Linked DNA regions of Mus musculus: region 2 is linked to region 1. The links are chromatin loops, found by intact Hi-C in ENCODE. Cell type or tissue: left cerebral cortex. All regions are shown on one strand. Links, peaks and the distances in the headings refer to the core of each region. The heading gives the core; the rest is flanking DNA. Region 1 holds the start of Klk14 (kallikrein related-peptidase 14). Region 2 holds the start of Ceacam18 (carcinoembryonic antigen-related cell adhesion molecule 18).

The links. A loop is a pair of places that touch in the nucleus more often than their neighbours do. Peaks named below come from ENCODE experiments on the same cell type or tissue, not always from the same donor. Only the 100,000 strongest peaks of a DNase experiment are listed, where the experiment ranks them.
Region 2: a loop joins it to region 1, with 3 times the contacts of the local background. A loop is called at or near these places in 2 of 42 quality-filtered maps.

Annotation. Positions count from the first base shown.
Region 1 is chr7:43,686,882-43,701,907 of GRCm38, forward strand. It overlaps Klk14 (kallikrein related-peptidase 14), which reads left to right and starts at 3,537. Exons shown (of 5, transcript NM_174866.3): 1 at 3,537-3,577; 2 at 5,085-5,253; 3 at 7,074-7,327; 4 at 7,453-7,589; 5 at 7,986-8,655. The coding sequence starts at 3,538. The coding sequence ends at 8,138. In left cerebral cortex, for the core only: no CTCF peak of the experiment used is centred there; DNase peaks (open chromatin) are centred at 8,699 and 11,132.
Region 2 is chr7:43,632,625-43,647,650 of GRCm38, forward strand. Ceacam18 (carcinoembryonic antigen-related cell adhesion molecule 18) reads left to right here and starts at 2,115. Exons shown (of 6, transcript NM_028236.1): 1 at 2,115-2,191; 2 at 4,133-4,486; 3 at 6,609-6,881; 4 at 9,191-9,466; 5 at 12,849-12,986. The coding sequence starts at 2,140. In left cerebral cortex, for the core only: no CTCF peak of the experiment used is centred there; a DNase peak (open chromatin) is centred at 8,026.

The DNA of each region.
Region 1 (15,026 bases), core at 4,757-12,756:
ATCAGGGGGTTGTTAGCTCTTGACAGGCCTTAAGAGTAATGCGCTATCACAGAGCTCTAAATTCTTAGGTCTAGTAAAATTTATCTTGTCTGGAGAGTTTCCCCTTATCAGGGTAGTATATCAACTTATACTTGACATGGAATGAAGCCTGTAGTAAAAGATTTCTATCTCAGTGAGACTTTTAGTCTCTATCTGTAAACAGCTGAGTAAAATGGCAAGTGCTTAATTGTTTACTGAATGGGTTAAGCTCCTTGCTGCTATCTGGAATCTAAGAACACTGGGAAAAGGCTTTAGCTATGTTAGAATACAATCTTAAAAGGCATTTACTATAAGGTAATACTATATAGAGTGCACGTGGATCCATACACTAGACTAAAGTGGATTTGGAAAATTAATTTTATGGGTTAGGGAAATAGCCAAAGATCCGGGAGTAAGTTTCCTTGAAACTTTTTCCTCATGAGAAAGCTTTCAGACTTTCATCTGTCAAGCTGACTCCACCGGAGTCCCTGGCACCTGTCAAGATAAAAATAAAAAGAACGTATCTAGGAAAGCTGGACATGGTAGAAGATGCTTGTAACTCTAGCACTTTCGAGGCTGCAGGAGGAAAAGAGTTCAAGACACACCTGATCTATGTAGAAACCCATCTTTAAAAACCAGGGGTGGGGCTGGCAAGGCGGCTCAATGGATGAAGGGACTTGCTACCAAACCTGAGTTCCATCTCTAGGTCCCACATGGTAGAAAGAACGAACTAACTTCTATAAGTTGTCTTATGAGTTGTACACATACACGTGCGCGCATGCACACACACACAGAGTGAGACAGACAGACAGACGTAATTTTAAGGTGGAGAGCAATTGAGAAAGACACCTAACATCAACCTCTGACTGACACATATGTGCACACACATGAAGACCGACACGTGCATATATCACATACAGGAAGGGAGGGAGGAAGGGAAGGGGAGGGGGGGAAAGGGAAGGAAAGAGAAGCCTGTGGGTGAGTTGGGTGGTACCCATGGAACGCAGCAGTGTGGATACACTTAGTCCCACTGGCCTGCCCTGAAAGCAGTTAAGAGGAAAAAGGCACAGGACAACACTGCTGTCTTTTTCTTCCAGGATACCCAGTTGTTCCTTCTTCTTCCCCATCACAGCTTCCTTAGCTCTCTCCCCACACAACACAGCCCCAGAACCCCTTATCATTGCTGTCTTCTGTCCTCCAAGGCCACTATCCTATTTAGGAGCATCCAGGGTTGGAGCTGGAGAGATGGCTCAGCAGTTAAGAACACTTACTGTTCTTACAGAGGACACAGGTTCAGTTCCCAGCATCCACAGTGTCCCACAACTGTCTGTAATTCCAGTCCTTGGAATCCAAAGCCCTTTTCTGGCCTCTGTGGTGACAGGAACACATGTGGTACTTGCATGTAAGATGCTCAGGTGTCAGAGGACATGGTTCTGTGTAGGTGGCTGGCTACTTAAGCATGAGAATCTGAGTTCAGACTCCCACTATCCACATACAAAAAGCATGTTTGACCACATGTAAGTATGTAATCTTAGCAATTTGGTGGTGGAGACAGGAAGACCACAGGCACTTGATAGCTGCTAACCTATGCTCAGCAAGAGACCCTGCCTCAAAGGAATAGAAAGAGAGGAATAGATCCAGATGGCAGGCATCCTCCTTTGGCCTCCCCCCTCCACACACACAGGTGTGTGCACCCAGATGTGTGCACACTCTGCATCTGCACCACACATACATACAACAGATTACTGAAATAAATAGTGTGTGTCAGCTCCTGGGACACTTCCATCTCTTCATCTTCCTCCTGGCGTCCTCATGCTCCTTTCTAGCACCCAGGTCATGTCTTGCACTCTAAGGCTGTGGGCTTCCTTGGGTCTCCATGATGCACTGTCTCCTCTATGGATGGGTTGGCAGGTCATGGCAACATCTCTCCTCCATAGCTTCATCCCCCAACTGTTTGCCAAGAGCCCTGTGGGCACCATGGCCCCTTGATTGTCCCCTCTTCTTCTGTTCCTCATTTTCTTCCTGGTCTCCCTTCTCTTCTTCTAGCCAGAAACTATATTACCCAAAATGCCATCAACTCATGGCAATCCTCCTGCCTCAGTCTCTGAAGTGCTGAGAGTACAGGTGTGAGACACAATAACTACCATTCAAGGTATTCTTCTGAAGAAAAGGAATTTTATTGTTTTAAAGTTTTAATGGAGATAATTACATACTCAGTCTTAGTTTCACAGGCACAAAGGAGAAACCCACATTCCTTTCCCTGAAGAGTACCCCAATGGTGACATCTGGTGGACCAGAGTCCCAGTTCCAGGCCTAGAGATGAATATGCTGTGTGAAACCCAACATGAAAGGTCACAGTGGGGCTGCTCCCCTGTGCCTCTGACTCTGAATCATCAGAGAGTCTTTCTCGAAGCATATTATGTCTCCACACTCATCTCACTCCTGGGCCTTCAGATCAATTAGTAGATGAAGCTCCCAGTGAGCAGAAACAGTTCAATGAAAGTCAGGCATGTAGATCTCCACAGGTGTGGAGATGGGCCCTGGAGAAGTGCCATCCTTGAGGGACAGCCATAAAGGAGCTTCTCTGGGAGGAAAGTCACTGAGAAGTGAGGTGGGGTGAGTGAGGGGAGAGGCTACAGGCTGAGTCACTGCGTGGTCCACAAATGGGGCTGCCAAGACCCAAGTATCAAATTATAATCATTAGATACTTTAAAAGGCTGGGGGCGGGACCAAGAGGGGGCAGATTGCAGTGGGACCCCCCCCCCCCAGCTCCAGAGCTCACTACAGGCTCATGTAAACTCACTTTCCATCTCTCCTACTCTCTCAGGGTCTAGGTCCCTCTCTTTCTGGGTCTTTGCTTCTCTCTCTCCCTCTCCCTCTCTTCCCCTCTGCCCCTCCCAGTATCATCCTTAGGGCCCCCACCCAGATTCTACCCATCTACTGCATGCTCTTTGACCAGGCTGGGTACCTCTCTCAATCTCCCTGCCCAGGATCAGCTCCTCCCCTCCTCCCCTCCTCCCCTCCTCCCCTCCTCTCCTCCCCACTCCATTCTTTCCAGATTATAGCATCTTTCACCAGGCAGGTTCCCATTAAAAATTGTGTCTGCTTCTCTGGTCAGAGATGGGAGGGAAGGGAGCAAAAAAAAATCTTGGAATGGAAACTAGCCAATAAAAACAAGAGGCAGAAGGGCGGTCGGGGGTGGGGTGGGGCCACTGCCCAGACCAGGGATAAAAGGCTTTGCTGGTGTGTCTTCCAAGACACCACCCCTCCCTCTTTCAAGCTTGCAAGGAGCCAAAGTGACTGGATCCTGGTAGGCATCTTTTCTTCACAGTCTGGGGGAGCCTGTGACCCCCACCCTCTCCAACTCTGCCATCTACACCTCTGTTCTGATTCCATGTCACTGGGGGTCTAGGCCTCAGTGTGAGTGGTACTCACTGCCCCTGAGTCTTTTTTCTGCCTTGGATTCCCCCCCTTCCACTTGCTCTCTGCATTTGTTAGACTTGGACCTCCAGTTCCAGAATGTTCCTTCTACTGATCATACTCCAAGCCTTGGCTGTAGGTAAGAGCACTGTGGTCCCCTGGAAACTCTGAGATGAGCTAGGGATGTGTTCTGGGGTATCAGTATGCTTTGGGGGACAGTCTGCTAAGAAGAGTTCCAGAGGGTCTGGGAGATGGCTCAGTTTTGTAAGCACAAGGACCCGAGTTTGATCCCTCCGGAGCTCACCCCTTTAAGACAAAATGGAAGCAGTGGGGTACAGTAATTATCACTGGGAGGGCAGAGACAGGAACATCTGTCAGCCACTGGTCAGCCAGCCTAGCCTAGTCAGCAAGTTCTAGACCACTGAGAGACACTGCCTCAAAACAAACGAAGATGGATAGTGCCTGATAAATGACACTTGAGGTTAATCTTTGGCTTCATCTACTAGTTGATCTGAAGGCTCAGGAGAAAGATGAGTGTGAAAACATGCTTTGAGAAAGAATCTTTGATGATTCAGGGTCAGAGGCACAGAGGAGCAGCCCCACTGTGACCATTCATGTTGGGTTTCACACAGCATATTCATCTCTAGGCCTGGTACTGGGACTCAGGTAGACCAGATGTCACAGGGGTGCATACACAGAGCAGGGAGTAGTTGGACACACACAGAGCAGGGAGTGATTGGATCCACACACAAAGGAGGGGTAGCTTGGGGTTTGATGCTGAGGACTTAACTCGGAGTTCATGTCCACATTCTAAGTCTGGAGATACCAAGAAATAGGATTCCAGAGAGAGGCAACTACAGAAGATAGAGAAAATAAGGAATCAGAGAAGACTTTGCCGTCTCTGAAGAGGCTCATGGGGCTGTCTTTCTTGTGTCAGGGAAGATGAAAGTGGAGTGTGAAGGTGTGGAAGGAGTCTGGGGAAAGAGGCTCTGGGGACAGACCGGGTAGGAGGATTTGGAAAGGCACAGGAACTCCTTAGATATGTGTTGAAGAAGGACTAAAGTGGTATATGGCATTCTGAGGGGAGCACTAGAGGGCCAGGGAGCTGGCTCAGCAGTTAAAGCACCTGCCATGCAACCGTAAGGACTAGAATTTGGATGCCCAGAGCCTACACGGCAGCTGTTTGTGATGGGCATCCTTTAATTTCAACTTTGGAGGGCCCAACAGGGGATCCCCCAAGGAAATGTAAAGGAAATCCCAAAGGAAATCTCCACATGAAAATGGGAAAACAAAAATATTCATGGGAACCAGGAGTGCTGGTGTGTGCTGAGATTGCCAGCACTTGGGAGTCTGAGGCAGGAAGAACACTGGGAGTCCAGGGCCAGCCAGGAACATAGTGAGACTTTGTCTCAACCTAAAGGAAATAAAGTGCTCACGGGAGGTTTCTCATAGTAGAAACCATGAATGTCAATTGAGGGAGGGGTCAGAAAAGTCCCTGTCTTGTTGGGGGCGATGTTGAATGTGTATCACACTTGGTGGAGCAGAAAGAAGCAGAGGGTTTAGGTGTTGGGCCTTATGGAAAGATCTCTGTCTGCTGGGCATTGGCTCATCTCCTTTCTCCCCCACCCCAACCCATCTCCCTGTAGCCATAGCCCAGAGCCAAGGAGATCATAAAATTATTGGTGGCTACAGATGTGTCCGGAACTCCCAGCCATGGCAGGTCGCTCTGCAAGCAGGGCCTGGGCATCGCTTCCTGTGTGGAGGAGTCCTGTTGTCAGATCAATGGGTCATCACTGCTGCTCATTGTGCCCGCCCGTGAGTACTCTTTTTTGTTAAGTCAATGACTTCCAAATCCCAGGGTCCCAGAGTTTAGTTATAAACCCAGATCCATGCATAGAACAGTGCAGAGGCTGGGTCCTGATTTGGAGACTAGAAGAGAATCTAGGCTGAGAGGCATAATTCAGAGTGTATGTAGAACCCTTGCCATCAAGCTAGAGTGGTGCTTAGATAACAAAAGCCAGTCAGGTGGTCTAAGTCACAAGCTTGTATTATTCATCCAGTTTCCAAGTGTCACATCAGGACCAGCAATGGCCCATCCCAGACTAGTACATAGTCTACATTTAGAAACCCAGAACATACCCGGAACCCAGAATCCAGTTCGGAGCACATGACCCAGACACAAGTCTGGAAGTTATTTTGCATCTAGAACACACAACTGTGAGACTAGACAGGGCCAAGGGACATGACTCAGTGAGTAAAGTGTTTACCACACAAACCTGTCAACCTGAATTGAAATCCTCAGACCTCACCTAAAAGCTGGATATGGTAGTGTACATGTCTGTAACCACAACATCCCTATAGAGAGGTTGGGGATGGAATCAAAAGAATTTCTTCAAGCCTGTGGACTAGCTATCCTGGAAGATGAAGAACTGAATAACAAGAGATACTTTCTCTCAAACAAGGTGGTTGGCTTCAGGTTTACACATGTGTGACACTGCATGCACACCTCACACAGAGAAGACTAGTCTGGACCTAGAACTTGTTCAAAATCCATGTTTGAATTCCGAGTCTAGTTACCAGATCCTTTTTGAGCATCCTAGAACCCTGACTCCATCCCAAGTTTGAATCCCCAAATACTGACCATAATTTGTGCTTTAGAACTCAGCTCCTTCCAGATTTGCAACAAGAATTTAGAGCTCAGACTTCAGCCTTGAAGTAAAGTCAAGCCTATAGCTCACACCATGACCGTGACCTAGTTGACTGCCAAAACCAAAAAATTTAACTTAGAACCCAGAGACTCGAGAGCAGAACAGAGTCTAGCAGAACTCAGAGCCAAGGATGAAAACAAGACTGTATTTCCTTGTATATAGGTCATGTATAGCTTAGTTTAGAACCTAAAGCTTCATGGTTGAGGACACAGAGCATAGTCTAGAATCATCACCTGTTGTGCAATTTGAGACAGCTTTGTCTAGAGTATAAGCTCAGATGAATATTTAGAAACCTGAGCCTAACCACAGCCCAGAACCTAAAACCATTGCCTAGAACTCAGCTCATAAACAAAGGTTAGCCTAGAACCCAGAGTCTTATCTAGGACTTGAGCTCTCATCAGTGTTCAAAATCCAGAATCAATCTGCTAATGACATCTAGAACTCAAATTCAATCTGCATTACAGATATAAAGGCAGAGCCCATAGCTTATTTTGAAACATTAAGCTCACATTTGAATCCAGAAATTATGCCATAATCTAGACAAAATCTAGAACCCCAACCCTTGCCTAGAAAATGTCTAGAACAGAGATAATAATAGCGTTTTCCCTAGAATATCAACTCTGATTTATAGTCTCCAGAAACACTGAGAAACCTTCAAGGATTCAGAAACTGAGTCAAGAACTTGAAATGGCCTTTGAGTATATTCCTCTAAAGGAAGGGATAGCAAATGAGGTTGGGTAAAGAGAGAATGCCCAGGCCATGAAGAAAGAAAGTATACAAGAGGCCACAAAATGCTCAGCTCACAATTAGAGGTTCACAGGTTAGACTCTGAGGGAAACTCATCACCATGGAAGAAAATGGGGCTGGAACATGGCCTGGGGTTGGTCAGACTTTAAGCAGCATTCACTCTTTGAATTTATGGGACAGGATTCTTCATGTAGCCCTGGGCAAGCACAACATAAGAAGGTGGGAAGCGACTCAGCAGGTGGTGCGTGTGGCCCGCCAGGTGCCACATCCCCAGTATCAACCCCAGGCCCACGATAATGACCTCATGCTGCTGAAGCTGCAGAAAAAGGTGCGGCTGGGACGAGCAGTGAAGACCATCTCTGTGGCCAGCTCCTGTGCCAGCCCAGGGACTCCCTGCCGAGTGTCGGGCTGGGGAACCATAGCCAGTCCCATTGGTAAGGAGCCCTGGGCCTGAAAGTACAAAGCTGGACCTCTGGGTCTGAGGGAGGAGGCTGATGTTGGACTCCTGGGTCCATAGTACTCTATTTGTGACTCTTCTGTGCTCCCCCATCCCCATCAGCCAGGTACCCCACTGCTCTGCAGTGTGTGAATGTCAACATCATGTCGGAGCAGGCATGCCATCGAGCCTACCCTGGAATCATAACATCTGGCATGGTCTGTGCTGGGGTCCCCGAAGGCGGGAAGGACTCCTGTCAGGTGAGGCTCAGATTCCATTCTGGGACAATATGGAGTTAGGTCTTGGATACCACTCTGTCTCAATAACAGAAACTCAGAGGATGTGGTTGGGAGAACTCAGGGCACAGAGATACAGGGATAACTCAGATCCTTTGGACTTAACTCTATTATTCTTCAGTTTCCTATTCTGTTTAATAAAAATAAACTCCTTAGATAGAGACAGGGTATGTGAAGAGACACAGATACGGCTGAGAGAGAGGGGCCATATCAGATTCACAGAGGGAGACAGGGTGGGAATGTTGCCAAGGGGAACTCTGCCACTGCTTGAGTCTGGAGTCAGAGGTGAGGAGGGCTCTTGTCTCAGATGCTTACCTCTGTGGCTGATTCTATTCCCACTCTTCCTCCTTCTCCTTACAGGGTGATTCTGGGGGACCCCTGGTGTGTGGGGGACAGCTCCAGGGCCTTGTGTCCTGGGGAATGGAACGTTGTGCTATGCCTGGCTACCCAGGAGTCTACGCCAACCTGTGCAATTACCACAGCTGGATCCAGAGGACAATGCAAAGCAACTGATCACCCATCACCATCTGATCATCCCCAGCTGTCTCTGTGCTTTCATGGTCTCCTCCATTAGACATTTGAGTCCTCCCCAAGACACTTGAGTCCTCCTTAGCTCTTCTTCTTCTTCTTCTTCTTCTTCTTCTTCTTCTTCTTCTTCTTCTTCTTCTTCTTCTTCTTCTTCTTCTTCTTCTTCTTCTTCTTCTTCTTCTTCTTCTCACTTGAGACTCCAGACCCTAGCCTCTTACTTCAGGCCCAGGCCCCTGAGGTCCCTGGCTCCTTCCCTCAGACCAGCTTCCTCCCTCAGACCCAATAGCTTTGCCTTTATTCCAGGCTCCACCTTCCGTCCCCGTCCCCGGGTCTTGGCTCTGGAATCTCTCTCACAGCTTGTTGTCACAGTTTGAGACTCACTGAGCCCAGAGGCTGGAGTGCAAATGCTCTGCATCAATATCTTCATCCAAAGACGTCTGCTTCCAAAACTCTTACTGTCTCTAGAATCCAAATAAATAAAAATGAAAATGGAGTCATCCCACGTTTCCCACGCTTTCTTCATTAGTCTATTCCCATGAATGCCATGTGCTGTGAAAAGTGGCTGACTCAGAGACTAGACTCATCCCTCAAATCTGCCCATCAAAATCCATCCATCTGTGGTTGTGTTCCCCACCTCTGAGCTGCCTCAACCTTGCTAACTATGCACACAGAGACTCTTCTGCTAGTCAGAGTAGGGGAAGGCAGCAGAGTTCAAGTCCCAGCAAAGTCCCCAACCTCCTCTTTCAGAACTGGAATCCAGACCTGAAACTAGACTCAAAGCAGGAATTCTGGTCCAAACTCCTTCAGACACAGAACCATGAGTATGATCCAGAGGTAACATAATTTGCTGACCTCACCAAGCCACCCCTAACTTTCACAAGACTGCTCCATCATGAGTCTCCTTTTCTTACTTTCTTCCAAGTAGTACTTACTTCATACCTACTATGAGCAGTTATCTGTCTATTTTGGACACCTACTATGCAGCAGTCCTTGACCTAATTGATGCAGAAGACTTGGTCAAAAGTCCATTACAAAGCCCTGCTTGTGCAACTTACATGTTGCCAGTGGGCAGCCCATATGTAATAGCAAACATCATAAATGTCATGCAAAGTCCCTGTGATTAAAGAGGCCATTTAACTAGCACTGGATGTCAGTGTCCATTGATATTTAGGGAGATAACTGGAGACATGTCAGGTATTTTAAGAGCTGGTTGATAAAATCAACCACTGTTAAAATTCAAGAGACATAAATGTATGGCAAAACAATTTTAAAAATAAAGTCTAAGGGCTGGAGAGATGGCTTGGTAGTTAAGAGAACTGGCTGCTCTTGCAGAAGACTTGGGTCCACTTCCCAGTACCTACACGGTGGCTCACAATCATCTGTACCTCCAATTCAGGGGGTCTGGTGCTGTCTTCCAGCTGCTGTGGGCATAAATACACATACACACAAAACACACACATAAAAATAAGTAAATTTTAATAAATCAATCCATACGGCAGCATTCCTATGTTTTAAGCTAATAACTATAGTTTGAGGCCATTTATATTTATTGCATCATATCTGCATTTTCTGTTTGCTGTAACAAAATAGGTGCTGTAAGCCCCTCAAGGGATTAGTTTGTTTTGACTCACAGTTTCAGGGATGTCGACTATTCTTGTGAGGAGGCTGTGAAATCAGTGCAGCCTTCTCAAAGTTCAGTGGGTCAAGAGATATAGGGAGGGAGGGAAGAAGGTAGGGAGCAAATGAGAGGGAGAGATAGAGAGAGGAAAGGGGAAAGAGAAGGAGGGAGAAAAGGAGGAAAGAGACAGAGGCAGGGAGTGAGAGAGAAAAGGGGAGGGAGGAAGGGAGAGATAGAGATAGAGAGACAGGGAGAGAAAGGGAGAGACAGAGACAGGAAGGGATGGGAGAGAGGGGGAGGGGAAGGGAAGAAATGAATGACAGAGCAACAACAATTACATCAACGTCCAGCTTGGTAACCCAGTAAATTTGTGGAGTTCCTTACATGAGCAGGGACAACCCAAAGGCAGTTGCCTGGTGTCAAACTCCTGCCCTGCAAAGTTGTGACTCACAAAAGCTGCAGCCCTGGAGCTACCCCACACAACTGGGCAGGTGGGAAAATCACTCCTCCAGCCACTGCTGCTGTTTTTTGAACCTTGGAGAGGGGTCTTGTGAATATTGGGAATTTTTACTTTCCTAGACATGTGACATTTGTTTACTTTTAGAGTTTCACGAGTACCCTGCACCACTTAAAATGTGTATGCAATTTTAAAATATTTATTTTATTTTAGACAGGCTCTACTACGTATCCTTCTGTGGCTTAGAACTGGCTATGTAGACCAGGCTGTCCTTAAATTCACAGAGATCTGCCTGTATATGCTTCTTGAGTACTGGGATTAAACACATCTGACTGTTTTTTTTTATTATTATGTATATGTGTATGGGGTCAGTATGTATGAACTCATGCAGGTACCTATAGACACCAAAAAGACTCTGGATTTCCAGAGCTGGTGTCACAGGTGACTTGTAAGCTCCTCTGTGTGGGTGCTGAGAACTGAGCACACAGGCAATCAATGAAGGTATTTTTCTTAGTTGAGCCTCCTCTTCCAAGATTACTCTAATTTATGTCAAGTTGACAAAAAGCCAATTCTGACAGAAGGAATGTTTTAATTTAAAACTCCTGAGCTTTAAGAAGCCTTTTCCCTGGATGGATGGAATGTTTCAGCCTGTGTGTGTGTGTGTGTGTGTGTGTGTGTGTGTGTGCGCGTGATGTGGAGGTCAAAGGTTAGCTTCAGGTGCTGGATTCTTTAAGAGCTAGCTCAGTTGTGTATATGATGTTTTTCTGGGAACTGTCTTGTGAGTTAATGTTTTGCTGAGGCAAACACATGGGAGGATGTTTTTCTGAGAATAGATGTTTTTTTGGAAGCTTCCTGGGAGAAGGGCATGTGATATTTTGCTAGAGCAGGCTTGAGAGAACACGTGATTTTGGAAAGGGTACAACTAAAACCCAACAGACAGTGGGCGATGCTGTGACATTGGTTCGCCTTGCCTTCTTTGCTGAGCTTTGCTGTGACTTCGTAGAGGAGAGAAATGTACCAAAGAACTTCTTGTGCTATTCTGGTGGATTTTTGCTGCTTCCACGGACTTGGACGATTAGCAGAGCTTCTCAGTTCCTTCTGGATCAAACTGCTGTTGCTGATTTGTGAATGGTGTTTTTGAGTGGGTGGAATTGTTGCTGCTGATTCGTGTGAACTGAACTGCTGATATCTAGACAATGAAGATTGGAATTAATCCCAGCACTTGGGAGGCAGAGGCAGGCGGATTTCTGAGTTCGAGGCCGGCCTGGTCTACAGAGAGAGTTCCAGGACAGCCAGGGCTACACAGAAAAACCCTGTCTCAAAAAATCCAAAAAAAAAAAAAAAAAAAAAAAAAAAAAGGAATCACCTAAGAAGAACCATTTGTAAACAGGTTCACATCCCACTTGCCTTATTAACCTCCCCTTTTCCCCCTTCCTCTGGTGGGTGGTGGAACAGAAGGGAGATCAAAGCATTTAGGAACCCTTATTAAAGTAGATTTTTGACAAATCTAAGCCTTCAGATATCATTCCTCAGGAGCTGCTCACCCTGTCATTTTTTACAGTCTCTCACTGGTTAAGAGCCTGCTGATTGAGGTAGGCTGGCTAGAAAGTAAGCCACAGGTAACTATCTGTCTCCATCTTCCAGCGCTGGAATCGGGAGTGCAGGTGCATGCCTGATTTTTTTTTTTTAAATGAAAACAAAAACAACAAAAACAAAATGTGAGAAGGTGAGTTTTTGCAATTAAAATCAGGGCTTACCAACTGAGCTATAGCCCTAGCTACCCTAGGAAGCTTTCTTTTCTTTTTTAGATTTCAGGAAGGTTATGTGTGTGAGTGTTTTGTTTGCATTTATGTCTGTGAATGTGCATGCCTGGTTCCTGTAGGGGCCAAAGGAAGGCATCAGATTCCCTAGAACTAGAGTTACAGATGGTTGTGAGCCACTGTGTGGGTGCTGGGAATCTAACTAGAGTCCCCTGAAAGAGCAGCCAGTGCTTTTAACCACTGAGCCATCTCTGTAGGCCCTCTAAGTGTTTCTTAAATCGCCCAACTTGACAATAAAAACTAACCATCACAATGAGCTTCCAAATGTCTCATCCCAAATGCACAGCCAGTGCGTTAACTTCCCCCCTGGTTAGCTTTTGTCAATTTGGCATAGTGTAGAGTCACCGAAGAAGAGAGTCTTCATTGAGGAATTGTCTGGACTAGATTTGGACCTCAATGTGAGAGATTGTCTTGATTATCAGTTGGTGTAGACAGAAGGTCTAGGCCATTGTGTGAGACACCATCCCTGGGCAGGTGGTCCTGGGCTAAGCATGAGCCTGTGTCAGGAACAGTGCTCCTCGGGGGTTTCTCCTTCAAGCTCCTCCTTGAGTTCCTGCCTTGGCTTCCCTCAGTGACTGACTGTACCCTGTGATCTGAAACAAACTCTTTTCTCCTCCAAGTTGCTTTTGTTATGGTATTTGTCACAGCAAGAGAGTAAAACTAGAACGTATCAGTAATATGTCATTGCAGTGGGACCATTTACATCACAGAAATTGGCAAAAAGGACTGCTTTGTTCTCAGAGAGTCGACATCAATCCTCTATCAGCACAGCCGTGCAAATGTCTACCTAGGAATGAGCTCAGGAACTTTGTGGGTGTATTTGACATGGCGTGGTTCAGATGAAGGGGGCTGGCTTTATTTAGGAGACAGCATGGGGTTTTGGAGCTCTTGAGTGGCAGGTATTAGTAGAGCAACCGCTAGGAAGCAGGACTGGAAAGATGGCCCAGGGTTAAAAATGTTTGCTGCTCTTTCCAAGAACCTGAGTTCAGTTCCTGGCACCCACATTGGAAGGCTCACAATCACCTTTAATTCCAACTCCAGGGGATTCGGTGCTCTATTCTGACCTCTGTAGGCACTGCATTTGCATGGTTTGCATGGTACAAACACACACACACACACACACACACACACACACACACACACACACACACACAGAGTGGGAGAGAGAGAGAGAGAGAGAGAGAGAGAGAGAGAGCAAACTAAGGGGCTGGAGAAATGACTTAGTGGTTAAGAGCACTGGTTGTTCTTGCAGAGCACCAAAGATCAGTTCCCAGCACCCACATGGAAGCTTATACCTACCTGGCCTCTGTAAGCACTGTACACACATGGTGCACAGACATACAAGCAGGAAAACAACCCATATACGTTTAAAAAGGCTTTAATTTTTTTTTATTTAAAAGAAAAGAAAGAAAATAGGGCCCAGAGAGATGGCTCAGTGGTTGAGAACACTTGGTGCTCTTGCAGAGGGTCTGGTTCAGTTCCCAGCACCCACATGGTGACTCACAACCATCCATACCTCCAATTTCAGAAGACCCCACGTCGTCTTGTGAATTCTGTGCCCATGAGACATATATGTGATGTACATCATACATGCAGACAATACACTTATACACATAAAATAAAAGTTTTAAACCCCAAACTGCAATTATTGTGTCTGCTTGCTCCTGTCCTAGGGGCCCATTGCTTCATATATGAGAGAAGGTATACTCATCTTTGTGTGCATGTGTGGAAGCCATAAGTAGGGTCACCTGTCTTCCTCTATCAGTCTCTACCTATATTTTATGACAAAGTCTCTTATTAAACCTGAAGCTTGCAGTTTACACTAGGCTGCCTGGCTGTGAGATCTGGAGATCCATCTACCATTGTCCCTGTTGAGGTTTGGTCTGTTGCTGTATATTGTAATACTAAGGGAAGATCCCCAAGGCCTGGTTACACCAGAGATAAGAGAATCTGCTGGCTTGTAGACTCAAATGATGCTATGTGGCCTTTCCCCTTTGTTATTTCTTTTTTTCTTTATTAAAAAATATTTATTTATTTATTTATTTATTCATTTCATGTATGTGAGAACATTGTAGCTGTCTTCAGACACACCAGAAAAGGGCATCAGATCTCATTACAGATGATGGTGAGCCACCATGTGGTTGCTGGGATTCAAACTCAGGACCTCTGGAAGAGCAGTCAGTGCTCTTAATCTTTGAGTCATCTCTCTAGCCCCCCTATGTTATTTCTGATTGGTGAATAAAGATGCCTACAGCCTATAGCTGGTCAGAATTGAGATAGGCGGGGCTTTGTGTTCCTGGGATTGGGGTTGGAGGAGACCACAAGCAGGGAGGAGAAGAACAGGAAGAAGGAGGAGGAGGAGGAGGAGGAGGAGGAGGAGGAGGAGGAGGAGGAGGAGGAGGAGGAGGAGGAAGAGGAGGAGGAGGGTGTAGAGAGGAAAAAGATGCCATGTGTTTGGAGTCAGGAAAGCATGGCCATGAGGGCTGGCCAATTGTAGTTAAGAGCAGCCCAGATGATACGTAGTAAGTAATAACTCAGGGTTGTTGATAGAAAATATATTTTAATAGTATAGGGGCTAGATATCTGCCCAGCATTAGTGCTATAAAGGCTTATTTTAAATACAAAGGTAATGTGTGTCTTTTATCTGGGAACTGAATGATCAAAGGCAGGGTAGAAGGCCTGGATTGAGATTGAATATTTTATACAACAGTTCCCAACCCCGTAACTGGGATAACAGATATACCCCACTATATTCAGCTTTTATATGGGTGCTGGAAATTCAAATTCCATCTCTCCGTGCTTGTACAGCAAGCATTGTGACCACTGAATCCTCTCTCCAACCTCAGTGTTCGTCTCCCTGAGCTGGTTCATCTCACTATGTCCTCCAGGCTTGTCCCTATTGCACCAAAATGAGCCTTTTATAGACCTGATTAATATTCCCTCGTATATATTTGCCATTCATTAACCATTTAGCCATC
Region 2 (15,026 bases), core at 4,034-12,033, 55 kb before region 1:
TTTGTGGGTTCTTCTTGCTTCCACCCTTCTGTACCCTTTTTCTACACTCTCAACACTCTAACATTAGGTAAGAGAGAAAGAAAGGACAAAAGCATAGAGAAGGAAGCATCACTTTCTCTACCACTCAATTAGACATCACTTTCAAACATGAGTGCTTCCTTCTACAACCTAACTTAACCTTCATTGTTTGGGATTAAAGGTGTGTGTACTAAGGGTGTGTCTGTTCCAGGCAGAGGGATTAAAAGTAGGTGCTAAGGGCGGAGCCACACCACAACTAGAAACAGGTGTTTTCAGTAAATAACACAATCTTGGGGTCCACAGTATGATCAAATATCCTGCAACAGCTCTACATCTCACACCCAGGATTAAAGCAAAAACATATAATATTTCTCTTTTTTTAAAGAAACCAAAATTCCAGAATTCTCACTACAGTGTGTGCCACCACACCAGGCTCTATTTTTTTTTAATGACCTGAATATTTGAGTTCCTCTAAAATATGTTGTATTCTTAACTTCCATGATGATGGCACTAAGAGGCGAGAGCCTCCAGAAGGTAGAATCTCAGTGTTGAATTAGTGTCCTTATGAAAGATTCCACTGAGAAGGTGCTCTCTTATGAGCCAGGAAGAGGAGTCTGTTGGTCCATGGTTCTGCACACCACAGGAGCAATGTCGTGGCTCTGCTTCATTCACTGCAGTGTAAACATCTGCCCTTGAGTTTGATGATGGTAGGTAAGAGATTGGCTCAGCTAATTTGGGACACCTGAGTGCAACAGTTAACTCTGTATGCCAGTGTGAACGTGTTTGGATGAAACATGTCTGGGTGTGACCATGAGAGTATTTCCAGATATCAGTGTTTGAATGGAAGACCTTGCCCTGGGGAGGATGGTGGTGTTTTTGTTCTTTTGATGAGAAACTATAGATATAGTTAGAGATGGTAACACATAGCTGTGATCCCCGAATCCAGGAAGTAGAAACAAGGTACTCACAAGTTTCAGGGTAGACAAGGCTATCATAGGAGATCCTGTCTCCATAATCTGTGCATGTGGCTCGGCAGTAGAGACAGACATCTACAGGTAAGTTACATCCAGTAGTTTTCCCTGCAGTTAAGGGTGCCGCCATGAGATACAGGCAGAAGTGTTGTGAGCCACTGTCAGAAAGTGTCCCTCACTCGGGGGTTCTTCCTGAGACTTCCTACTTCCTGCTCGGTGATGCGGGGACAAAGCATCAGCTGCCATCTTGGGTCAGGAGGTGGGAGACAGGAGCATCACAGAGTAAGAGGGTAGAGGAGCCTGGGAAATTGTCAAAATCACCTAGGACTTAACCCCACTAGACACACAGAGAGAGCACTGTCTGCTCCCTTCTTTTAAAGGGAGAAAACCCATCCTAAAGTGATTTATTGCCAGATGTGTCTCGTGTGTGTGTGCGGCTTCATGAAGTTTCACTTGAATGGAGTTAGTACAGGTCTTTAAAAATGACCCAGTGAAGAACATGAGGGAGTGTGTCATGGGGAATTATTCTGTAGAAAGAGCATAGTCATAAACCGAGACAAAGCAATTAAAAGATTAATCACAGCCCTGAACACGAATGCCAGCTAAAATGGAAAGGAGACATAGGTTAAAATGTAATGGTCTTTTGCTGTCAAACTCCTTGCCACCAAACCTGATGACCTGAGTTTAATCCCTAGGACCCACATACTCCTTCATATCCTCTAACCTTACACGTGTGTGTCACACACACACACACAAATGCTGTTTGTGGTTGGGAATATAGCTCAATGGTAGAGCCTTTGCCTAGCATGCAAAGTCCTGTGTTCAATCCCCAGTACTGGAGGAAAAAAATTAAACAACCAAAAGACACATGATGCTCTTGTCTTTGTAACTGCTTTTTAGTATTTCCCAGTTTTTGAAAACTAGCAAGAAGCTGGTGTTGTTTGTGTCATAGTCATAAAAACATTAATAGGTATAAAAATGAGATAAGCAAAAGCTGGAAGATGACATAGAGCTATAAAGATAAGACGTGCAGCCGTAGGTCTGCCCTCACTGCCGGGCAGAGTCCTTTCTAGGAGGAGCCACACGAAGAGGGGAGGGCAGGGCAGGGACATTGCAGAACCTGCCGAGCTCTGGAGGACCCAAGAAGTCCATGGACTTTTCTAGGCCTAGCTTTAGCCCCTGGAGGTGGCTCACCCTTGTGGGTAAGAGGGGAGAAAATCTGCTTTCTGAGCCTAGGGGGGAGGGGAGAAGCTCGGAAGGAGCAGGAAACAGATCTGTTGAGGCATAACTCAGAAGCTTTATGATGGAAGCAGCAGGAAGAGGGTTGGAGCCAGGTCCCTCACCAGGACTCTCATGAGCACATACATCTAGGGTATATCTCACACCCATAGAGACATAGACAGATGAGACACACAGACTCAGACATATGCATATAATACACACAACCACAGCAAGAACACACACACACAGAAACAGAGACAGATGAGACACACAGACTCAGACATATGCATACATACAACCACAGCAAGAACACACACACACACACACACACACACACACACACACACACACACACACACACACACATCTACCTGCCATGTAAAGTGGTAAACTTGGACCCCTACCTCCCTGCAACCACTTTGTGTTCCTTAGGCTTCCCCTAGCTATCTGGATTCTCTTCCTGTCCAGCCTGGGTCTCTTTCTAATCCCCTTCTTCTTCAGGACTCTTTATGCTCCCTGATACTCACAGCTACTGTGATGTGCTAGGAGGCACAGATACTGGTCTTGAATATGTCAGTGTTCGCCCTGCAGTATGGAGTGGGATCTCAGGTACCTTTACCTCCCCCATAGTCAAACCTCAGGCATTACAGAGTAGGGGATACCAGTTTGTGTCTAAGGTGGTGGCAAGTCCTACCCTATCCACATCCACTTCAATGAATTCATATCTGCAGACTGTGCCAGACAGTCTGAGAGGGGCTTCCCTGCATTTATTCCCCAGATAGTCATGAAAGCTATATACCCAGTGTTAACTGGCACAGCCAAGCCCTGCCTGCCTGGACCTCACAGGTCTGCCCTCAAACTAAATGTCTAAGTAGTCAAGGCTAGGGTAAGGGGATCCTACGATGCTAGGAAGCCCAGAAGAGACACCTGGCCCAGGCTGGTCAGGAGACATCAGAGCTAAGGATGAAGGAGAAATGAGTTCTCAGGTAGACTGCAAATGGGGAGAGTGGAGCAGAGATCTGTGTATGGAGATGGGGACCAGCATACACAGAAGGTTACGGAACTGAGGAAAGCAAGGTCACATCTTGTGTTTTATTGAGATGCACATGTCTATTGTGTGAAGGATGGATTGGGGAGGCCAGTAGCAAAGGGAAGTGGGTGGGGCTGAGAAGATAAGAAGAGAGTGGATAAGACAAGGACTTGGGACTGGGGGGAAATCAGTCCTCAACTGGAAACTCAATGTATTTTATTCTAGGTATATGTATGTGTGTGCTTGAGTGTATCTGTGTTCACCACATGTATGCATGTACCTGTGGGGGCCAGAAAAGGGCACCAAAGACCCCGGGGCTGGAGTTACAATTGTTGTAAGCCACCCACTCTGGTGCTGGGGGCCAAAGCCAGGTCCTCTGCCAGAGCAGTGAGTGCTCTTAACCACTAAGCCAGCTCTAGAGCCAGCTGTACTGGGACTTCTTCATTTACAGTATGAGTTACTTTGGACAGGAACTGGAGAGGGAGGATTTGCTGGCTCATGGTTCATTCTAGTGGATTGGGGTGGGAGTGAGGCATGATGAAACAGTTCAGCTCGTGGCAGCATCAAGGTAGGGTGGAGGCTGTTCACAACATAGCACATAACAGGAACACAGAGCAGGGTAGGAGCCAGAGGCTAGGTATGAGCTCTGCAGGCTTCCGTTTAGTGGCCTGCTTCCACCACTAAGACCTTGTCTGCAAAAGGCCACAGCCTCCCAAAATAGTGCCACTAGCAGAAGACCAAGTGTTCAAAATTTGAGCCTACGGGAGACATTGAAGACTCAAATTCTGACAATTATAGAACTGTGAAAGTCATTACCTGCATCTCATCCCCCACTTTCCTCATCTCCCTTACCCTCCCCACCCCCACACTCTCTCCTCTTTGGTTTCCTCAGCCAGTTTGCTGACCTGTGGGATCTGCCAGGCTTCTGGTCAGATCTTCATCAGCCCAGACTCACTCTTAGGAGTGGAGAAGTACCGGACCATCCTGACCTTAGAAAATGTCCCAGAAGATGTCCTGGAGTACAGCTGGTATCGGGGCAAGGACAACAGTACAGAAAACATGATTTTCAGCTATAAACCTCCCAATACCCGACACCCTGGACCCTCGTACAGTGGACGTGAGAATGTGACCCGTGCAGGTAGCCTGGTGGTGAGGATGTCGGCGGTAAATGACACAGGCTACTATACTGTTGAAGTGGACACTAGCAACGAGACCCAAAGAGCAACTGGCTGGCTCCAGATCGTAAGTGAGTTGGCATGGCAACCAATTCCCCCAACAAAAAAGAGAAGCTTGTCCTAAGCACTCTGAGAGGGAGATTCCTTGGAGAGCATGCCATCCAGTGTCTTTGTTGCCTGAAAGTGACCCTGGCAGCCATGAAGGTGGCTCGCTGGCTTTTCCTGCAGAGATGGGCCACTCTGTACATCCAGGAACTCAGTTCACTTGTGGAAGAGAGTATTTATTTTCCACTGTTGTGTAACAGCCATACTTTAGAGCAGTGTTTCTCAACCTTCCTAATGCTGTGACCCTTTTGTACAGTTCCTCATGTTGTGATGACTCCCAGCCATTGCATTGCTAATTTATAACTGTAACTTTGCTGTAGTTATGAATTATAATGTAAATATCTGATATGTAGGATATTTGATATGTGACCACCCAGAGGGGCCATGACTCACACAGGTTGAGAACTGATGTTTAGAGGCTTAAAAAAACACACACACACACACACAAAAAACAAAAAACAAAAACTCCAGCTGAGCAGTAGTGGCACATGCCTTTAATCCCAGCACTTGGGAGGCAAAGATAGGTGCATCTCTCTAAGAGATCGAGTTCCAGGACAGCCAGAGAAACCCTGCCTCACAAACCAACCAACCAACCAACCAACCAAACAACCAACCAACCAAACAACCAGTAATGAAGTGATTAACTGTATTTATTTTTGTAGTACTGAGGATGGAGCCCAGAGTGTTCTGTATGCTGGGCAAGCACTCTACCATGAGCTACACCCTAGCCACTCACTGGGGATTCTAGGCAGGGGCTGTGCCACTGACCTATATCCATAGCTGGGACTCACTATGTTGTCCAAGTTGGCCTAGAACTTTCAATTCTCTTGTCTCTGCTTCCTGAGTGCTAGAACCACAGGCATGCACTAGCTTGTTATCACATGACTTCTGTGGGCCAGAAGTCTGGTCATTTTCCTGGTCAAGCCCCTCAAATCTCACGGGTGCTAGTAAAGACTGTGTTCTCCTATGGAGACTTACCTCAGGAAGAACCCGCTCCCGCCCTCTCCTGGCTTGCAGAGGCGGTTATTTCTTGCTGCCTATATGATCACAGACTTGGCTATCACTGTGTTGTTTTATTTTTGGCCATAACTATAGGGCCAAGTATTTTGTAGTTCGTTATAGCAATCTCGTTCATGATAGTGATGGTCACTCCAGGCCTGGAGGTAGTAACATGGCTGGCTGCCTTGGGGATCTGACCACTGCAGAGAGCTCCCATTGGTGCCCTAGGACCAAGGGGAGAATGTAGTTTTCTGAGGACCGGAAGCCCTCTGCTTATTTCTGAGTCTATACACTGTGTTTCTTCGTCTATACTCTGTGGCCCTGAGCCTTATCTTTCCTCAGTGTGGAACTATGTTCCCAAGTTCTTCCATCTGCAGAAAGGGTCAATATCTACCATGTGTGTGTTCTGTGTGTTTGGATAGAGTTTGGTAAATGGAGTGAAACTCAGATAGCAGATCTAATTATTATGAGTAGTTCCAAAGCCACCTGTCCCAGCTCCTCGGATGAGGGTCCTAGGCTTTACAATTACTGGGGGTGGGGGGCAAGGTTGGAGAGATGGCTCAGTAAGAAAAGCACTTGTCAAGAAAGCTTGAAGATCCTAGTTTGGATGCTGGGGATGGTGGATACATCTGTAATTTCAGAACTCCTACTGGACACATGGAAGGTTACCACCACAACCCTCAGCTAATCCGGGCTACACAGAGGTGACAAGTGGCCCTACCTCAAGCAAGGTGGAAGGCGAGGGCTGATCCTCACAGTTGTCCTTTGCACTCAGCATGTGTGGCATGTGTTAGCACTCTCACCCATAAACACATATTCTATAGACAATACACATAGACATGCAGAGTGGAAAACAACCATTAGACCACCTATTCAGGACCAGGAACCTGCTGTTATTGAAGTTGTACAGAATGGCTCAGGCCTTGCTCAGGACTATGCAGCCTGCTTCCCACCCCTCCCTCCTCTGCCCCTCTCAGTGCTAGGGCTTCTCTTTTGCCTTATCTTAGGGTTCTCCACATCTCTTCAACATGCCTCAAAGCTTGAAGAAGCTGACACTATACCTGACTTGTTTTTTTCTGCTTCACCTAGAGTTGAGAAGCAATCCAGGCATCTCAGCCAATACCAGTGCCCTGGTGGAGGGCATGGATTCTGTGGTTGCCAAATGTCTTACCAACTCCTCGAACATCAGTTGGTATGTGAATTTTGTACCAACCTCAGGCAGTAACCGCATGACGATTTCCCCGGATGGCAAGACTCTGATCATCCACAGAGTCAGTCGTTATGACCACACTCTTCAGTGTGCCATAGAAGATGTGCCAGAAATACTCCAGAAAAGTGAGCTGATTCAATTGACTGTGGCCTGTAAGTGCATATGATAGAGGGAAGGAAGCCAATGGTAGACGTCTGTGTGTATCCAGGAAAATGGCTGAGCCAGCCTGCAGCCAGCTAGGTGTGGTTAATATCCCAGCTCTGAGTATTTAGCTCTGTGGGTTCATGACTGCCCTCCCCACGGGATGCTGGACTTTAGGAGAGGGACATAGTCCTTATTCTTAGGTTAGAAAAGGCCAGGATGAGTTTATTGAGACCTGGTTATTTGTTTGTTTTGTTTACTTGTTTGTTTTGTTAGAAGAGGCAAGTGGGGCTGGGAATGGCTGTCCTCAAACAAGGACCTGAACTGGGATCTCTGACATTTGCATAGATGCTGCATGTGGTGGTATGTGCCTATAATCCCAAGACTAGTAGGGTAGAGACAGATTGCCGAGGCTCACTGGCCAGCCAGCCTGGCCAGAATAGATGAATTCTAAGTCAGAAAGATACTTTATCTGATTCGTTTATTTGTCTGCTTTGTCTCTTTTTTAATAGAGAAAAAGAAGAAAACATGGAGTTGGGTGTGTAAGGAGGTGGGGAGGAGCTGAGGGGAATTGAAAGAAGAAATCATAGTCAGAATGTATCGTGTGAAAACAAATTTTTCAGTAAAGAAATAAAGATGTTGCCGGGCAGTGGTGGCGCACGCCTTTAGTCCCAGCACTTGGGAGGCAGAGGCAGGCAGATTTCTGAGTTTGAGGCCAGTCTGGTCTACAGAGTGAGTTCCAGGACAGCCAAGGATACACAGAGAAACCCTGTCTCAAAAAACAAAAACAAAAACAAAAAACAAACAAACAAAAAAAAGGAAATAAAGATGTCTTGAGAGTGATTGAGGAATGCCTGTGATATTAACCTCTGACCTGCACGTATAAATCATAAATATGCCCACACTTTCATGCACCACACATGTATGAATCCAACACACACACACACACACACACACACACACACACACACACAGCACAATCGATCTTTTATTCTTATTTTCATTTCAGATCACAAGTTTGCCTTTCTCATTTGCTTTTATTTATGTGTATGTGTGTATATCTGTGTGAGTCTATGCCATGTATGTGTGAGTGCCAACAGAGGCCAAAGAGGGTGGAATTACAGGCAGTTCCGAACTGCTTGATGTGGGTGGAGTTCTGGGAACCAAGCCCTGCATGAACAGCAAGCACTCTGAGCTGCTGAGCCATCTCTTCCTCCGTAAGAAAGGTACTGCCTTTGACACTTAATCTCAGCTGAAAGTCACAGTCAGACGTTGCAAATCATTTTTACATTTTAGTTAGAAACTGTGCAGTGGTCCTCCTGTTTCTTAAGATGAATTCTGTGGCGCCATCTGAAGAAAACTAATTCCCAGGAGGGTAGACAACCCCTGACCTCTGTGCTGCCATTTATGGGTTTCAGGCTGGAACCAAGACTGAGGCCCCCTGGACTGTAGCTAAGCCCCAACTAATAGCTGCTGTTGTGTGAACAGGGCACTTGAACCTGCTTCCTCTCCTCTGAGATTTGCATCTGTAAGATGAAACATTTATGAACCAAATGACATGAGTGTCGGTTAACAGACAATCCCACTAGGCTCCTCCCAAGGACTTAGCAACAGTGACCTAGCATATAAAGAGGACTGCTGGCTATCCTAGATTCCTCGTCTCATCTTGTCTCGTTTCGTCTTTTCCCTTCCCTTCCCTTCCCTTCCCTTCCCTTCCCTTCCCTTCCCTTCCCTTCCCTTCTCTATCTGTCTCTTTCCACCTTCCCTCCCTCTCATGCTTTCTCTCTCTGTTCCCATGAATTCTTGGCCAGCCTCTCTTTCTTTCTCTATCCCCGCTTTCTCTGCCCTCTTGGCTCTGTTTGCCCCTACCCCTTCACCAGGCCCCCCGCCCCACCCCCTGCTCCCTGTCCACAATAAACCTCCCTTATACCAGATCAGTCACATGGCATGATTTCTCAGGGAGACACCTTGGCAGCACCCCCACTCCTACCCCAGGTACTCCCTTATTCCCACCATCCCTGCTTTATATCTCATAACAATGAGTTTTGTGGATTACACATTCATAGCCTAGCTTGCTTCCTGTAACACAGTTGGTGTGATGAGCTTTTCTGCTTTGCTTTATGCCGTTTACTATATATAGTGTGTAGGACAACCAAGGTTTAGTACACAAGAACCCAAAATGGAAGCTACCTTTATTGTTTCAGTTGTCACCTGGGGTGGGCTCATTGCACATAGAGGGACACCATGTGTCTTCTGGACAAGATGCCATCCCAAGAGATCAGAAATACAGTTGTGGTCTTCTCCTTCACTGTCTCTGCAGATGGTCCAGACTATGTGTCACTGTGGACCCAGCCCTATTTCTTTGCTGGTGTGCTGACTGCTGATATTGGTTCCAGTGTGCAGCTGGAATGTAACTGTTTCTCCAAGCCGGAGCCCAGGTACCACTGGATCCATAACGGCTCCTTCCTAAGCATCCCAGAGAATAACATGACCCTCCCCAGTCTCTCCTGGGAGCAGATGGGCAGTTACCGGTGTGTTGTGGAGAATCCGGAGACCCAGCTGACCTTCTACAGAGATGTCACCATCCAGCCACCTCGTGAGTGCAACCACCATGCTCTCCAAACTTTGCTTCCCATGTGCTTTTTGTCTAGACAGGAGGCCCCTCTGCTGCTACACCCCACTCACAGCCTCTGGTGACATGAAGGGACCGGCATCGGCATAGGACACACCAAGAACCAACTTCTCAGCACAAAGGAGGTGTTTTTGCCTCAGAAAGACAAAGGGAAGGGGAATAAGACACAAAGACCAGAGACAAAGGATGGGAGAGAAGGGAAAAGGAACAAGGGAGAGAAAGAAAAGGGGTATTTGCTCCAAAGGACAAAGGACTGCCTCTGGATAGAGGGGAAACAGATGTGGCCCTTAAGCAAATGAGAGTTTATAGAGGAAAATGGGGAAGTCCAGTGTTAGGATGAGGGTTTTTTTGTGTTTTTTGAGATAGGGTTTCTCTGTATAGCCCTGGCTGTCCTGGAACTCACTCTGTAGACCAGGCTGGCCTCGAACTCAGAAATCCACCTGCCTCTGCCTCCCAAGTGCTGGGATTAAAGGCGTGCGCCACCACTGCCCAGCGAGTTGGTTTGTTTTGATTGGGCATGTTAATTATGTGAGCCAAAAAAGGGCTTTTGATTGCTGGACTTCAAAACTTTGATAGCTGGACCTTGGCAGTCAGCCTCAGGAAGAGGAAGTGGCCAAATAAGGGAATAGACCTTGAGAGCTAGCTTTAGTAATGTTACCTAACAATTTAACTGGGCAGAAAAAATGGGGAAGGGCAAGGCCTGCCAGAGCCCTGTTTGCCATGCTCAGGCCTGCCTGCTAGAGCCCTTCAGTGAAGCCCTCCCTCCCTCCTTATCCTCTAAGTATCTGACCAAAGCTGCCCGTCTGTCAATCATGCATAGTCCCCTGTCCTGGAGTCAGAGCAACGTCCACCAGACACAAGACTGGCCAGCATTTATTTCCTATGTGCTAGCCACAGTCCTGGCCTGTGTGACTATCCTGGTCTCCTGGCACAATGAGTGGTTCAATACCATCCACATCTGTCTCACAGGTAAAGACACATAGCCCCGGGTTGTTGAGTACCTGACCCAAGGCTCCATAGCATATGGGAAAGTGGAGAAATCCTTTCCGAGGGGCTCTGACGCCACAGTCTTTGCTCTCAGTGCATCCACAGTGTGCTGTATCTCTTCCAGAGGAGAGAGCAGTTCAGACACTGCGGAAATACATATTTCTTCTGGTTTCAAAACAAGGAACTTGGGGCAGATTTGCAGACGAGGAAAGCCCCAGTTTCTCCCCAGCAGCTCTGTCATTTTCCACAAAGAGAGAAGGTGACAGGAACAGGGAGCGAGCCAAGGCAAGGGTACTAAGCCGTGCAGACTCGAGCTGAGGGCTTGGTGCAGTCACGTGATTGCTACGCAAGCTTGCGTGAGGACCGGAGATCCGTATGCAGAGCCCAGGTGAAAATAATGTCAGCTATGGTGGTGCGCTGTGATCGCACCTCGGGTGGCAGAGACAGGAGGATCCCTGGGGCTTGTAGGCCACCCAACCTGCCCACTTTGAGAGTCCCAGGCCAGTGCGAAAGCTTATCTTGAAAACTGAAATGAGGTCAGGAAGAGGAAGCAGGCAGATCTCTGGGTCTGAGGACAGCTGATCTATATAGAGAATTCTTGACCAGGCAGGGCTATACAGTGAGATTCTGTCTCAAACAACAAAATAGCAAGGTGAACTATTAAGATGGATCAGCAAATGGAAGTACTTGCCTCCAAACCTGGCAAACTGAGTTCAATCCCAGAGACCTCCAATAATACAAGAAGAGGGATGGCTCCCTCAAATTGTCCTCTGATATCCACACGCAGGCAAGTAACTGGATGTAACTTTTTTAAAACTCACATTAGGGAACACCTTCAGAATGACACTTGAGATTAACTTCTGACCTTCATATGCATGACCAAACACATGTATGTGCACACATCACACACACACACACACACACACACACACACACACTGTTCTAGAATCAAAGGATCCCAGATTCCATTTCTAGCTCTGTAACTAATGTGAACCAGGAGCAAGAATGTCACCATTTCCAGACTCCGTTTTCCCATATGCAGAGCTAGGACAATGCCTCTGCAGTAGATTGCTGTGAGAATCAGAACACTGTAGAAGACTGCATGAAAGGCGGCCAGCCTGCTGCACACCCCGGAGAAGACTGAAGGCTGATTCAGCAGAGCATGCTTCTGAGGCTCCCCCATTCATCGTTTTCTACTCCGCAAGACTGAGCTTTAGGAAGGCAAGGCTGTCCAGCCATTAGCTCGCTGCTTGTCCCTTACTGCAGTGTCTGGCATGCTGCTGGTGCTCTGCGATCATCTTCAGCAAGTTAATGACCCTGTGTAACCAGCACTGCACCCCTTACAACTCCCAACGGCACAGCTCATTGTGTCAGCAGAGTCATGGCACTGGGAGTGTGAGGCAGCTGGTCAGGGTGCAGAAAGCTGAGTGTTGGTGCTGGGCTCACTTTTTTATTTAGTCTGGTACCACGGCCCATGGGATGGATCTTCCCTCTTCAGCTAAACCTCTCTGGAAATCCCCTACTAGACCTGTCCAGCAATGTCCCTCATTGTCAGTCAAGTTCTCAATATCAGGCATCATGTCCTCCCCCTGGAAGTTATTCCAGAAGAGCAAGGGGTTGTCTTTATTTTATTTTTATTGTGTGTGTACATGATGCATATCTACGGAGTGGTGCATCTATAGAGGGTGAAGACCAACTTTGTGGAGTCGGTTCTCCCCTTCCACCTTTACATGGCTTGCTTGGTGAGCACTTTACTCCCTGACCGATCTCACCAGCCCCAAGGAATTCATTTTGATCATTGATGAATCCCTGGTACTGAATAGTACTTTGTACACAGTGGGTACTGACAAATCTTGAAGAACCCACAGGTGGCCAAGTGTGCTGGTTGGTTTTTTTTTTTTTTTTTGTCAATTTACATAAGCCTAGAAGTATCTGGGAAGAAAGCCAACATACCTGAGAAAAGTGCCTTCATAAAATTGGCCTGTAGACAAATATGTGGGACATTTTCCTAATTAATGACTTGTGTGGGAAGGCCCAGTCCACTGTGGGTAGTGGTACCCCTGGGCAATAGGTGGTCCTGGCCGTTATAAGAAAGCAAGCTGAGCAAATCAGACAGCAAGCCTTGATCCTCATGGCCGGTGCTTTAGTTCCTACCTCCAGATTTCTGCTTGAGTTCCTGTCCTGACTTCCCTTCATGATGTCCTGACTTCCCTTCCCTGTAAGATAAAATAAGTCCTTTCCTCTCCAAGTTGCTTTGGTCATGGTGTTTTATCACAGCAATAGAGATTCTGGCTATGACAGTGAGTGAAGAAATGAGTTTAATGAATGTCCTGATTGTGGTGTTGTCCTCTCCATCCAGGGCCACCACTGCCTACTGTGAACAGAGAGCTCTACATCCCAGGACCCTTGGTGATATTTCTCATCCTATTGACATCCCTGGGAGGTGCCTTTGTGTGTCGAGTCCTGGTCTACAGCCTGTTCCAATCCTGCTCCAGAGGTGACCATTGTTCTACATCATGGGGTCAGGGCTTGGCCTCATGATCCAGGAGACATGGAGAGATGGCGAGACTGTCCAGAACTGGACACCACGGTTCTTATGAGGCAGACAGATAGATTCCCCAGGACCAGAAGCTAGTGGAAGAGAGAGCTCATGATGAAGGAGCTAGCGACACATGCTGGGTGCTGAAGGGTGGATTAGTCATGGTCTCCAAAGAGTACAGCACTTCAACTTCAGCACTGACCATACTTAAGAGAGCTAGTTGTTCCATATGGGAGAGTAAGACTATCCTGGGCGTGGTAAGATGGTGAGCACCACCCTTGGCACCTGACCACTAAATGCCAGTAGTAAAATCCACCACTATTCTGGATTAGATAGCTAAAAATATACCCAGGTTAGGTTAGGGGGACCAAAACTGCCCTGGCATGAAATTCAGAAGTAATGGTGATGGAGCCAGAGAAATGGCACAATGGTAAAATTCTTCCTATTGAAGAATGAAGACTTAAATTTATATCCCCAACACCCATGTAAAAACCATCCATGGCAGTGTGTGCCTGTAATCCCAGCACCAGAGGATGGCAGGCATATTCCAGGGGCTTACTGGTCAACCACCAGGCTAGCTGAAACAGTAAGTGAGAGACTCCTAAAAAAGAAGGTGGGTCTGGATGTGCTGGCATACACCTTTTGTCCCAGCACTTGGGAAGTAGTGGGCAGGTGGGTCTCGGTGGGTTCTAGGCCATCCTAGCCTACATAGTGAGCTCCAGGATAGCTAGGGGGATACATCATGAGATGATGGTGTAATCATGGTGGTGGATGGTGGTGATGGTGATAGTGATGACGGTGGTGATGGTATCAGTCTGCTACTGTAACAAAATACCTGAGTCAACTTACTTACAAAAATTAAGATAAATCTTGGATCACAGTTTCAGAACTTTCAGTTCATAGTTGCCCCCATTGCTACTGGACCTGTGCCAAAGCAATGCATTCTGGCTTCTCACCTTGTAATGAGCAGAAAGCAAAGAGAAGGGAAGAAGCTGGGAGTCCAGTCCTCCCTTCAATGGTATCCCTTTCAATAACCTATCTTTGTAGAAATAAATAATTAATAAACCGTCCCGGCAGTGGGTCCTGCTACCCGCCCCAATTGTTTACGTTCCCGAATGAAAGACACATGCAGCCTTTATATTTTGCTATGCCTTACACAGCACAATAGCTGGGCCACTTCCTAACCTCCATGTGGTTAATCTGCCTCCCGCGATAATCCCGAGTTACTACTTGATACATTCTGTGTTCTATGTTTGCTGCTGTGGACCCAGAGGGCTGCCCAGCTGGGCCGCACTCTGGCCGCACCCTCTCGGCTCCTTCACATGGCCGCCATACCTCTCTCTCCTGCCATCTTCTCAGGCATGGCATCTCTCCTCTCCTGCCCACAGTTCCAGCATGGCAGCTCTCATTTTTCCTTCTTCCTCTCACTCTCGAGCCTGGGAATCCTAAAAGTCCCGCCCCTGTCTGCCCTGCCTAGCCATTGGCTGCCAGACTCTTTATTTACCAATCAGAACCAACTGGGAGCAGGGTCCCCTCAGTGTCTTACGTGTAGACACTCATGTAGGCAGTTTTGGGGACCAAAATTACATAATACAAGCAGCTTTTAGGCCAAACCCACTTCATATCTTACTTAACTAGTCCTTATGTCTTAAGGATTTCCCAACTCTGAGTCCATGAGGGACTAAACCTTTAACGTGTAGTCTTATAGGGAACATTATAGATCCAATACAGCAGACTAAGGTGATAAAGATGGCACTACTAATGATGCTGGTGGTGACGGTGACATTGATGTGGTGACAATACTTGAAAGTGGCTGGGTATAAGCCAGTCTGTGGAACCAGCAGGCAGCCTCCGCCATGATTTCTGCTGCACTTCCGTGGTTGTGAGTGAGTTCCGGGTTGACTGTTACACTGTGTGGAATAGCAAGCAGAGCTGCCTCCAGGTTCCTGCCGTGCTTTCCTTCGGTGATGGACTGTTATCTGGAATTGTTAACTGAAA